Linked DNA regions of Homo sapiens: region 1 is linked to region 2. The links are chromatin contacts, found by Hi-C or POLR2A ChIA-PET in ENCODE. All regions are on one chromosome and are shown on one strand. The core of a region is the stretch at or near the end of the contact, and the rest is flanking DNA. Distances in the headings are between cores, read along the strand shown. Region 1 holds the start of MSH2 (mutS homolog 2). Region 2 overlaps EPCAM-DT (EPCAM divergent transcript).

What was found. A loop is a pair of places that touch in the nucleus more often than their neighbours do. ChIA-PET counts read pairs that join two places held with the same protein, here RNA polymerase II (POLR2A). Pooled maps may share reads with other maps.
Region 1: a pooled map shows a loop between it and region 2 (4-fold over the local background). The contact joins the promoter of MSH2 here to the enhancer-like site in region 2. A Hi-C loop is called at or near these places in 6 of 50 pooled maps. POLR2A ChIA-PET finds 5 or more read pairs at or near these places in 2 of 52 experiments (MCF 10A and activated CD4-positive, alpha-beta T cell).

The regions. Positions count from the first base shown.
Region 1 is chr2:47,401,049-47,406,078 of GRCh38, forward strand. It overlaps MSH2 (mutS homolog 2), which reads left to right and starts at 2,108. Exons shown (of 16, transcript NM_000251.3): 1 at 2,108-2,354. The coding sequence starts at 2,144. RefSeq lists enhancers at 1,795-1,844, 1,849-2,559, 2,560-3,268, 2,635-2,694.
Region 2 is chr2:47,269,805-47,274,967 of GRCh38, forward strand. The region is part of intron 3 of EPCAM-DT (EPCAM divergent transcript); the gene reads right to left. Among named protein-coding and RNA genes, the nearest start is that of BCYRN1, 63 kb to the right of the region's middle. RefSeq lists a silencer at 2,660-2,839 and enhancers at 4,399-4,899, 4,900-5,163. Within about 2 kb of position 2,592, at least 30 of the 41 ENCODE cell types and tissues checked have a DNase peak (open chromatin) inside an H3K27ac peak, as active enhancers do.

The sequences.
Region 1 (5,030 bases), core at 858-3,357, 130 kb after region 2:
CAGACTTCCTCTCAAAAAAACAAACAAAGGTTCCAAGGCTCTACTCCAGAAATTAAGACCCATTATGTGTGGGCTGGGCACAGGAATATGTTTAAATCCCCCCCCACCTCCCCAGGGTGATTCTGCTGCTGAATTAGGTTTTGGAACCACTTCCATGGGGAAAGGGTAAACTAAACTGGAGAATGCAAAAACCTTTTTTTTTTTTTTTTTTTTTTTTGAGACAGAGTCTCACCCTGTTGCCCAGGCTGGAGTGCAATGGCGCGACCTCGGCTCACTGCAACCTCCACCTCCCAGGTTCAAGGGATTCTCCTGCCTCAGCCTCCCAAGTAGCTGGGATTACAGGTGCCCACCACTACACCCGGCTAATTTTGTGTGTGTTTTTAGTAGAGACGGAGGTTCACCATGTTAGTCAGGCTGGTCTCGAACTCCTGACCTCAGGTGATCTGCCCGCCTCGGCCTCCCAAAGTGCTGGGATTACAGGCGTGAGCCACCGCGCCCGGCCAGCAAAAACCTTTTCTAAGAGTTAATTTTGCAGGATGGATCCTGAGCTCCTTCAGGTGTTTGATAACATTTTATTTATTTTTTGAGACAGAGTCTCGCTCTGTCACCGAGGCTGGAGTGTAGTGGCGCGATCTTCGCTCACTGCCCCCTCCACCTCCCAGGTTCAAGAGATTCTCCTGCCTCAGCCTCTCGAGTAGCTGTGATTACAGGCGCCCACCACTATGCCCGGTAATTTTTGTATTTTTAGTAGAGACGGGGTTTCGCCATGTTGGCCAGGCTGGTCTCAAACTCCGGACCTCAGGTGATCCACCCGCGTTGGCCTCCCAATACGCTGGGATTACAGGCGTGAGCCACTGCGCCTGGCTGTTTGCTAACATTTTAAAATTTCAACCTTCCTCTTCCTTAACTGGTCTTCCCCTACCCCCCCTCAAGACGGGGTCTCTCGCTCTGTCGCCCCAGCTGCGGTGCAGTGGCGTGAACATAGCTGACGGCAGAAGACCTCCTGGGCTCAAACGATCCTCCTGGCTCGTGCTCCCAAAGTACTGGGATTATGGCGTGTGACACCACGCCTGGCGTCAAACGTTTGTCTTTTTATTTATTTTATTTTGTATTTTTTGAGACAGGGTTTTCAATCTGTCGCCCACGCTGGAGTGCAGTGGCACAATTTACGGCTCACCGCAGCCTCGACCTCCCGGGCTCAGGTGATCCTTTCGCCTCAGCCCTGCTAATATCTGGGATCACAGACGTGGGTTTTACCATGTTGCCCAGGATGGTGTCAATCTCCTGGGCTCAAGTGATCCGCCCACCTCGGCCTCCCAAATTGCTGGGATTACAGGCGTGAGCTACCGCGCCCTGCCACAAACGCATATCTTCTAACGTACCATTTCATTTACTTGCTATATTCATTATCTGAATTTTCTCATATTAGAATGTAAGCAGAATAAAGGCAGTGATTTTTCTTTTTACTGGCGATCCTCAGAGCCAAGAAGAGTCTGGGACATAGCAGGCCATATAAATGTTTTCGAATGAGTGAATCATCAACGAGTGGATGAAACGATAATGTGGCTAACAGGCAGCAGTAAGGAGGCTGTGTAGAATAAACCCGTAATCCCGATGTTGGCAGTTTGCTTAGAAAGAAAAAGGGAGGCAGTCGGAGAGGGGCACACGTTTTAACAAAATACTGGGAGGAGGAGGAAGGCTAGTTTTTTTTTTGTTTTCAAGTTTCCTTCTGATGTTACTCCCATGCTTCCGGGCACATTACGAGCTCAGTGCCTGCCGGAAATCTCCCACCTGGTGGCAACCTACCCTTGCATACACCCCACCCAGGGGCTTCAAGCCTTGCAGCTGAGTAAACACAGAAAGGAGCTCTACTAAGGATGCGCGTCTGCGGGTTTCCGCGCGACCTAGGCGCAGGCATGCGCAGTAGCTAAAGTCACCAGCGTGCGCGGGAAGCTGGGCCGCGTCTGCTTATGATTGGTTGCCGCGGCAGACTCCCACCCACCGAAACGCAGCCCTGGAAGCTGATTGGGTGTGGTCGCCGTGGCCGGACGCCGCTCGGGGGACGTGGGAGGGGAGGCGGGAAACAGCTTAGTGGGTGTGGGGTCGCGCATTTTCTTCAACCAGGAGGTGAGGAGGTTTCGACATGGCGGTGCAGCCGAAGGAGACGCTGCAGTTGGAGAGCGCGGCCGAGGTCGGCTTCGTGCGCTTCTTTCAGGGCATGCCGGAGAAGCCGACCACCACAGTGCGCCTTTTCGACCGGGGCGACTTCTATACGGCGCACGGCGAGGACGCGCTGCTGGCCGCCCGGGAGGTGTTCAAGACCCAGGGGGTGATCAAGTACATGGGGCCGGCAGGTGAGGGCCGGGACGGCGCGTGCTGGGGAGGGACCCGGGGCCTTGTGGCGCGGCTCCTTTCCCGCCTCAGAGAGTGGGCGGTGAGCAGCCTCTCCAGTGCGGAGGCACGGGGGCGGAACGTTGGTGCTTGTGCGGATTCCGCCGTCCCCAGGTTCTGCTTGGCTCCGGAGGGACGCCCCCCTCAGCCCTGAAACCCGTGCCTCTCCAGCCGCCCCGGATCTGAACTTGTGATCACGGAGTGTTTACGTCGTGCCAGGCATTTTAATGCATTGTTCTAGTTCATTTTCCAGCAGTCGCATTCCTCGCCTTGGCCCTACATGTAGCGCTCATTACAAACACGGCCAGAATCTCTTATTAACAAACAGCAGCCAGGAGTGAGATTTAAAATAGACTGGGGGTTTAGGAGACCCTTTTATGACACGTAATTCTGCTCCCACGACGCTCCCATTTATACCGCCGGTCCAGCTAAGGGTCTGGTAATGGAGCGCCGTTGAAGAGCAGTATGATGAAGTGGTCAGGACCAACGGACTCTGGAGCTGGGCTGCTTGGGATCAAGTCGCTGCCCCTCTGCTTATTAACGTGTGACCTTGGGCCAGTCATGGACGCTATCTGCTTCAGCTCAGCATTCAGTGCTCTCCGTCACCCGACCCCATCTATCCAGGATTATCTCTCCCTGGAAAGCTACAAACGTCTCACCCTATGTGGGCCAAATGTTCTGGATAGGCCTAGTTAACCTCTTCTCTCCCTGTTTTCTTTGCGCTTTCTTGCAGCTATGTAGTTATGCTAATGAAAAGAGCATCCTAGGGGGAGCAGAGTTGTGGATTCTAGTCCTGACTAGAGGACTAGTGCAAATGCGATACTCCTGATGAAAAATGTTTCATTCGTTAGATATAAATGTGTTAGGCAGGGTTATGGACACTAGATGAAAAAAGAAATACCTCTACTTTCATAGAGATCACTATTGGACAGCAAGGCAGAAATAATTACAATTCAAGTTGGAGGCTTATGGAGGTGAGCTTGTAAGAGGTTACAAGAGGCGCCAAGGCAGGATCGCCAAAGACGGAAGACTTTGGAAGAGTCTCATACAACGGAAGAGGCGTTATATGAGACACCAAAGTCCACGTTGAGTCTTGGTGGACTAGAAGTTTGCTAGGGAGAGGGCTTGAAACGAGGTAGATTGGCGTTGCTGGTGTAGAAAAGGAAGGAGACTGGCCCAGGTGGGTGGGGTTAGATGACCAAAGGCTTTTAGTGTGGTGTTGAGCTGTTGAAATTTTATGCTGTAGCCAATGAAAAGTCTGAAATGTTTTTTTTTTTTTTTTTTCTGAGACGGAGTCTTACTGTGTCGCCCAGGTTGGAGTTCAGTGGTGTAATCCTGGCTCACTGCAACCTCCACCTCCTGGGTTCAAGCGATTCTCCTGCCTCAGCCACCGGAGTAGCTGGGATTACAGGCACGTGCCACCACGCCTAGCTAATTTTTGTATTTTTAGTAGAGATGGGGTTTCACCATGTTGGCCAGGCTGGTCTCAAACTCCTGACCTCAAGTGATCCACCCACCTTGGCCTCCCGATGTGCTGGGATTACAGGTATTAGCCACTGCACCTGACCTACATAGATTTTACATAAGACTTTAAAACAGGGCGGGCGCAGTGACTCACGCTTGTAATCCCAGCACTTTGGGAGGCTGAGGTGGGCGGATCACAAGGTCAGGAGATCAAGACCATCCTGGCTAACATGGTGAAACCCTGTCTACACTAAAAATACAAAAATCCCAGCACTTTGGGAGGCTGAGGTGGGCGGATCACGAGGTCAGGAGATCCAGACCATCCTGGTTAACACTGTGAAACCCTGTCTCTACTAAAAATACAAAAAATTAGCTGGGTGCGGTGGCAGGTGTCTGTAGTCCCAGCTACTTGGGAGGCTGAGGCAGGAGAATGGTGTGAACCCGGAAGGCAGAGCTTGCAGTGAGCCGAGATTGTGCCACTGCACTCCAGCCTGGGCAACAGAGCGAGACTCCATCTCAAAAAAAAAAAAAAAAAAAAAAAAGACTTTAAAAAAAATTATAAGAAAGGACAGACCAAGTGCAGTGGTTCGTTCCAGCACTTAGGGATGCCAAGGTGGGAGGATTGCTTGATGCTAGGAGTTGAAGACTAGCCTGTGTAACATAGCGAGACCCATCTCTACAAAAAAATTAAAAAGTTACCTTTAGAACTTACGATTTTTATGTGTAGACTCCATATAAGCAGAGGGTCTATGCTTATTCACTATTTATTACCTTCCATAGTCCCTGCACATATAATAGGTGCTTCATAAACAATTTAATGAATGAATAAATTACTGAGAAAACACTGGAAGTTTTTGGGTTAGCATTGTGTTAGGTGCTTGATATGGTCTGGCTGTGTTCCCACCCTTATCTCATCTTGAATTCCCATGTTTTGTGGGAGGTACCTGGTGGGACATAATTGAATCATGTGGGCAGGTTTTTCCTGTGCTGTTCTCCTGGTAGTGAATAAGCCTCACAAGATCTGATGGTTTTAAAAATGGGAGTTTCCCTGCACAGGCTCTCTCTCTTTGCCTGCCGCCATCCATGTAAGATGTAACTTGCTCCTCCTTGCCTTCCTCAATGATTGTGAGGCCTCCTCAGCCATGTGGAACTGGCTGCAGAGTCATTAAACTTCG
Region 2 (5,163 bases), core at 1,342-3,841:
ATCTTTCCCAAGACCATTTCCAGCAGGGACTCATGCCTCTTAACAGGAACTGACAAAGAAGTGACACACCCCTAAAGCTTTCCGGGCTTCTGGTGTCCCCCACCACCCCCACCACACACACTCCAGCCAGCCCTGGGCTGCAGTGTGACCAATCTCATGAGTCACTTGGATAAAGTGAGGACTCAACAAATATTTATCAAATGAATGAATGAATGAATGAGGCAACGGGTGAGTGAGTGTCTCCATGAATGGGCAGCCACTCCCTCTGAGAATGAGACTGCTTCTTCATTCAGGATGCTGAGTGCTCCCACAGGAAGTCACTCCAGATTTTTCTGATGAGTGCTCCATGGGGGAGACACATTCCCTGTTTTTTCTCAAGCCCCATGTGTTTTATTTTCTCCAGAACTCCATTGTGGGGGCTGTGTCCTACACTCCTTTGGGACCTTATGTACTAGACTTTATACCTGGTATGTAGTCGGTGCTCAATAAATGTATGATGAATGGAAGGGGGAAAGAAAAAGATTAGTAAGACTTGGACCCTACCTTCCAAATTATTACAATTTAGCTAGAGAGAAAAGGCAGGTACAAAAGTACCATAGGACAAAGCCCAGTAGGATAATTGGTACCAAAAAAAAAGGGGTCAAGGAGTGAATGCCACATTCAGAGCTGGGAAAACTCATTATGGGCTGAAAAAGTCAGGAAATGCTTCCTGAAGGGACTGAATGGGATTCTCTTCCTGAAGCCTGGCCTTGAAGGAAGAGAAAGATTTGGAGGCAAGTCAAGGGAGGTGTTCTTGATAGGGAAAAAGGGGATGGGCAGCTCGCCAGAGGAAGGCCGGTTGAAATTATGTTACTTTGAGTCGATTTAGTGGAGCAATGGAAGAGTCCAGCACGTATTGTAAGATAGTGTCAGGGAGGAAATATAATTTTCCCTGTACCCTTCTGAGTCCTTAGCTGGGACCCCTGTAACAGAAGACAGATTAACAAGGAGAAACAAACAGGGCTGGGTGCGGTGGCTCACGCCTGTAATCCCAGCACTTTGGGAGGCCAAGGTGGGTGGATCACCTGAGGTCAGGAGTTTGAGATCAGCCTGGCCAACATGGTGAAACCCCATCTCTACTAAAAATACAAAAATTAGCCAGGTGTGGTGGCGGGTGCCTGTAGTCCCAGCTATTCAGGAGGCTGAGGCACGAGAATTGCTTGAACCTGGGAGGCGGAGGTTGCAGTGAGCAGAGATCGTGCCACTGCACTCTAGCCTGGGCAACAAGAGTGCGACTCATTCTCAAAAAAAAAAGAAAAAGAAAAAAACACAGAAGTTTACTAATATGTAAACATGGGAGACACTCAGGGAAAATGAGAAAACCTTGAAGAGATGACTTAGAACTCTTATATAGCATCTTCAACAAAAAACAATGCAATTTTAGAGAAGTGACAAGACAAAAGCAATGGACCTTGAGTCCCTAGGGGTGGCAATTGTGGAAAGACAAATAACTGAACAAAATAATGGTAGATAAAGGCTAGTTAGCAAAGCTTTTTATGCAGATTCCTCTGGTGCTGTCTCCAGGCTGATAGAGGTCTAAGGCCGTCTTCTGTGATCAACCTTTGTCCTTCCTGATTGAGAGGGAAGGAGGGACACCCTTGTAAATTTATATCCGGCTTTTAGGCAAATAGGGGGAGGGCAGAGAGTTTTTCATGTTTCTGCTTCTTCTCAACTGCCTTCAGCTCAAAATAATCCTTGTGCCCAAGTGGCATATTTTAGGGCCGTGTATTCGGCTACCCTTCATAGGGTGGGGCAAGACCATGCAGAACATTGAAAGCTAGGATAAGAGATTTGGATCAAGTACTAGCAAGGGCATTGGAACAGTGGCAGAAGTGAAAGGGAACGTGTGAGGTGTGGGAAGATGGAGGGAGAGGGCTCCAGGTAAGTATCATAGCAACAGGAGCATGGCAAAGCCTGCTGGTCCCCTGGGACCCATCAGGGCTGGCCAGAGCTGGGTCTTAGGCAAACAGACAAACAGATCCCTAGATCACTTTCCATTTCTTTTTCTTTTCTTTCTTTTCTTTTTTTTTTTTTAAGCAACGGGGACTGGCTATGTTGCCCAGGCTGGTCTCCAACTCGCAGCCTCAAGCAATGCCACCATGGGCTACCGTGCCTGGACTACTCTCCATTTCTTTCTTTCATTCATACAAATAATGATTGGCTCTATCACCAGCCAGAGCCTGCAGAAGTAAACAGGGCAGATGCCTTCCCACATTCCCCAGGGGCCCTGGACTCTACTCTAGGCCCCCATCCCAGCGCCCAGGCCTAAGGCTTGAGGCTACCGAGGCCTAAGGCAATGGCTGGGGGTGAAATCAGCTATGGCTTCTCATTTGCAGCTTCCCTGTACAAAACCGCTAATCTTCACTCCCGGGTTCCGGGCCCACGTCCTCCAGACCATGCCCCTCACCCCCGGCCACCACCCTCCCCGACTGACCACACCTGGAAGGGAAGGAAGGGTGGGGGTGGCCTGCAGAGGGTGTGGCGAGATCTGGACGGCCTGGGGGCGGGGGACTAAGTTGACCGGAAATGGGGCTAGGCCGCGGCCAGGGACGGCAGCAGATGATGGTTGAGGAGTGGCCTAGGAAGGCCTCCCTGACGGCGCCCACACACGCCCCGCGGCACCGCGAACACGGCTGACAGGGCAGTTGGGCAGCGAGGTAGTCGGGAAAGAGCAGGGGGAGCCCAGCGGCTCCGTTGCGCCCTCTGTCGGCCGCCAGCCTCCATTGCACGCGGCGCCGCCCACCTGCGCACTGGGACCCCGGCCCTGGGCCGACCAGGAACCCCTTGCGCCCGCGCCAGCTCGAGCCCTGTTGCACCTGTCGTGGTCACCGCAAGCCTCTCTGGGAGAAGGCAGGTGGGAATGGGAGCCTTTTTTGTAATGGGAATAGAAGCATTCTCGGAAGTCTCCTCCCCAAGGGCACTTAGGAGCCAGCATTACCCAGTGCCTGCAATTCCACCGTTAGACATTCCCTTCTTTGGAGGGGTGGAGAGGCGATGTCTTCAACTCTTATTGGTTATTACGGTAAGGATTTACCAAATGTGCCTAGGAGAGAGCCTGGAGGGGGTGAGTAGTCTAAATCATTCATTCTGTCCCTGAGCCAGGCTTTCATTAGCACTCATTTGCCAAGGCCGTTCTGAAGGTGACCCAGCACCAACAGCCATGCTGTCCAACTGCCAGGGTCGCGAAAGGCTGGTTTCTCTTGCGGTGATTTGCCTTTTATTAATCACCGGATAGCTGAGCCTTCCTCTTCCAGGAAGTCTGCCTTGACTTTTGGGGGTAAACTCCTGTTACAAGCCAGGGTTCTCTGTTTATTTCCCACGAGATTTGCCTGGTATCACCAGAGTCCAGGCTCGTTCAGTGCCCGGGTCAGAAAGCCCCCATCAGCTGGGACACTTCTCTAAGGGAAAAGGAGAAGGGGAACATAGAGTTAAGGGAGCAGACTCGCCCATTTCCTGCCGTCAAGGTCAAGGACACACTCCCCAAGGGCTGGTTGCCTTGGCCTCACATTACTGATGACCTTGATGACCTTGTGAACACCCACCATCTGTTTCCAGAGAGTATCCAGGAGGTCCCATAAGATTGTGAATGCTCTAAAACTTAAGTTAGATGGTCTTCTCTGCTCAGATCCCTGCAATGGTTCCCCACGCCACTTGGAGTAAAAGCTGAGCCTTAGCCTGCATGGCCCTAAGCACTTGGAGCTAAGCTCCTATCGCTGTTCTTGCCACTCACTTCCCTATGGCCATATCGGCCCCATGCTGTTCTTTAAGCACACCAGACACACTCCCACCTCGGGGCTTTTACACTCACTGTTCCCTCTGCCTAGAAGGTCACTTCCCGACACCCCCATGACCCGCCTGCTCCCTCACCTTCCTCGGGCCTTTATTTAAATGCCACCATGGCCGAGCAGCCTGACTCACGCCTGTAATCCCAACACTTCAGGAGGCCAAGGCGGGAGGAGTGCTAGAGCCCGGGAGTTCAAGACCAGCTTGGGCAACATAGGGAGACCCCCATCTTGAAAAAAGAAAAAAGTAAATGCCACCTTATCAGAGAGGCTTTCTCTGACCATCCTGTCTAAAACAATACTCGCCATCATTCTTTGGGTGCTTAGCTCCCTTGATTTTCCACAAGCACCTGTCACTCTCTAACGTATTGGTTATTTTCGTTTATTTGTATGTCGTCTGCCTCCCCAGCGGGAATGTAAGCTCCACAAGAATGGAGAGCTTTATCAGTTTTGTTTACGGCCCAGCACCTAGAATACAGCCTGGCACATAGTCAGTGCTCAATAAATTTGTGAAATGACTGAATGATTGTGCCAGGCACTAAGCCAAGTACCAGGACAGGCCATGAATAATAAGCCTGGGCTCTTGCCCTTGAAGAACAGACTGGCGGACAGGCAAGTAATTACAAACCAGAGCGATGAGTGCTATGTCTAAATACAGATGTATATAAAGTACACATGAAGGCTCAAGGGAGAAAATAATTCACTCTGCCTGGAAGTAAGAGGAAAGAATGAGTATGATGTCATCGGGTAGGGAAGAAAGGGAAAAGGCATTCCAAGCAGAGAGAACAGTCAGAGCAAAGGCTCATAGAGATGTGAACGTATTTGACATGTTCAGAGGGTGGTAAGTCGACTTGCCTGGCTGGAGCACTGGATGTGGGGCAGGTATGGCAGGAGATAATTTGGAAAGAGAAGCTGCAGTCACATGATGAAGGGGCATGTTAGAACTATGACAACTGGCTCTCTAAATTTCAGATCTATGCCAGGCCAGCGGGGACATTGCAGGGCAAAGAACCTACTTCTAACCCCGGCAAAGGCACCGCAGGAGCAACCCTGTCCTCCTGCCTAGGGAAGGCCTGGGAATGTTGCGTGGCCTCCCCAAGTGGGCAGGCTGGGGTCAGAGCACCTGTGGCAGCAGCCTGGTGGTTCTGCTTGCCTTCCTGTTGCTGATTTAAACAGGGCCCTCAATAAGGACCCTACCCAGCTCCATAGGGCCTGAAAGAGTCCCCAGTCACATGTCCACAGCCTTGATCACAAAGAATCTGTTTCAAAATGTCCTTATTTTGCAATCTGACTCAAAAGGATGGGGAGTGGAAAAATTACAGACAGCAGCCACCAAGGGACC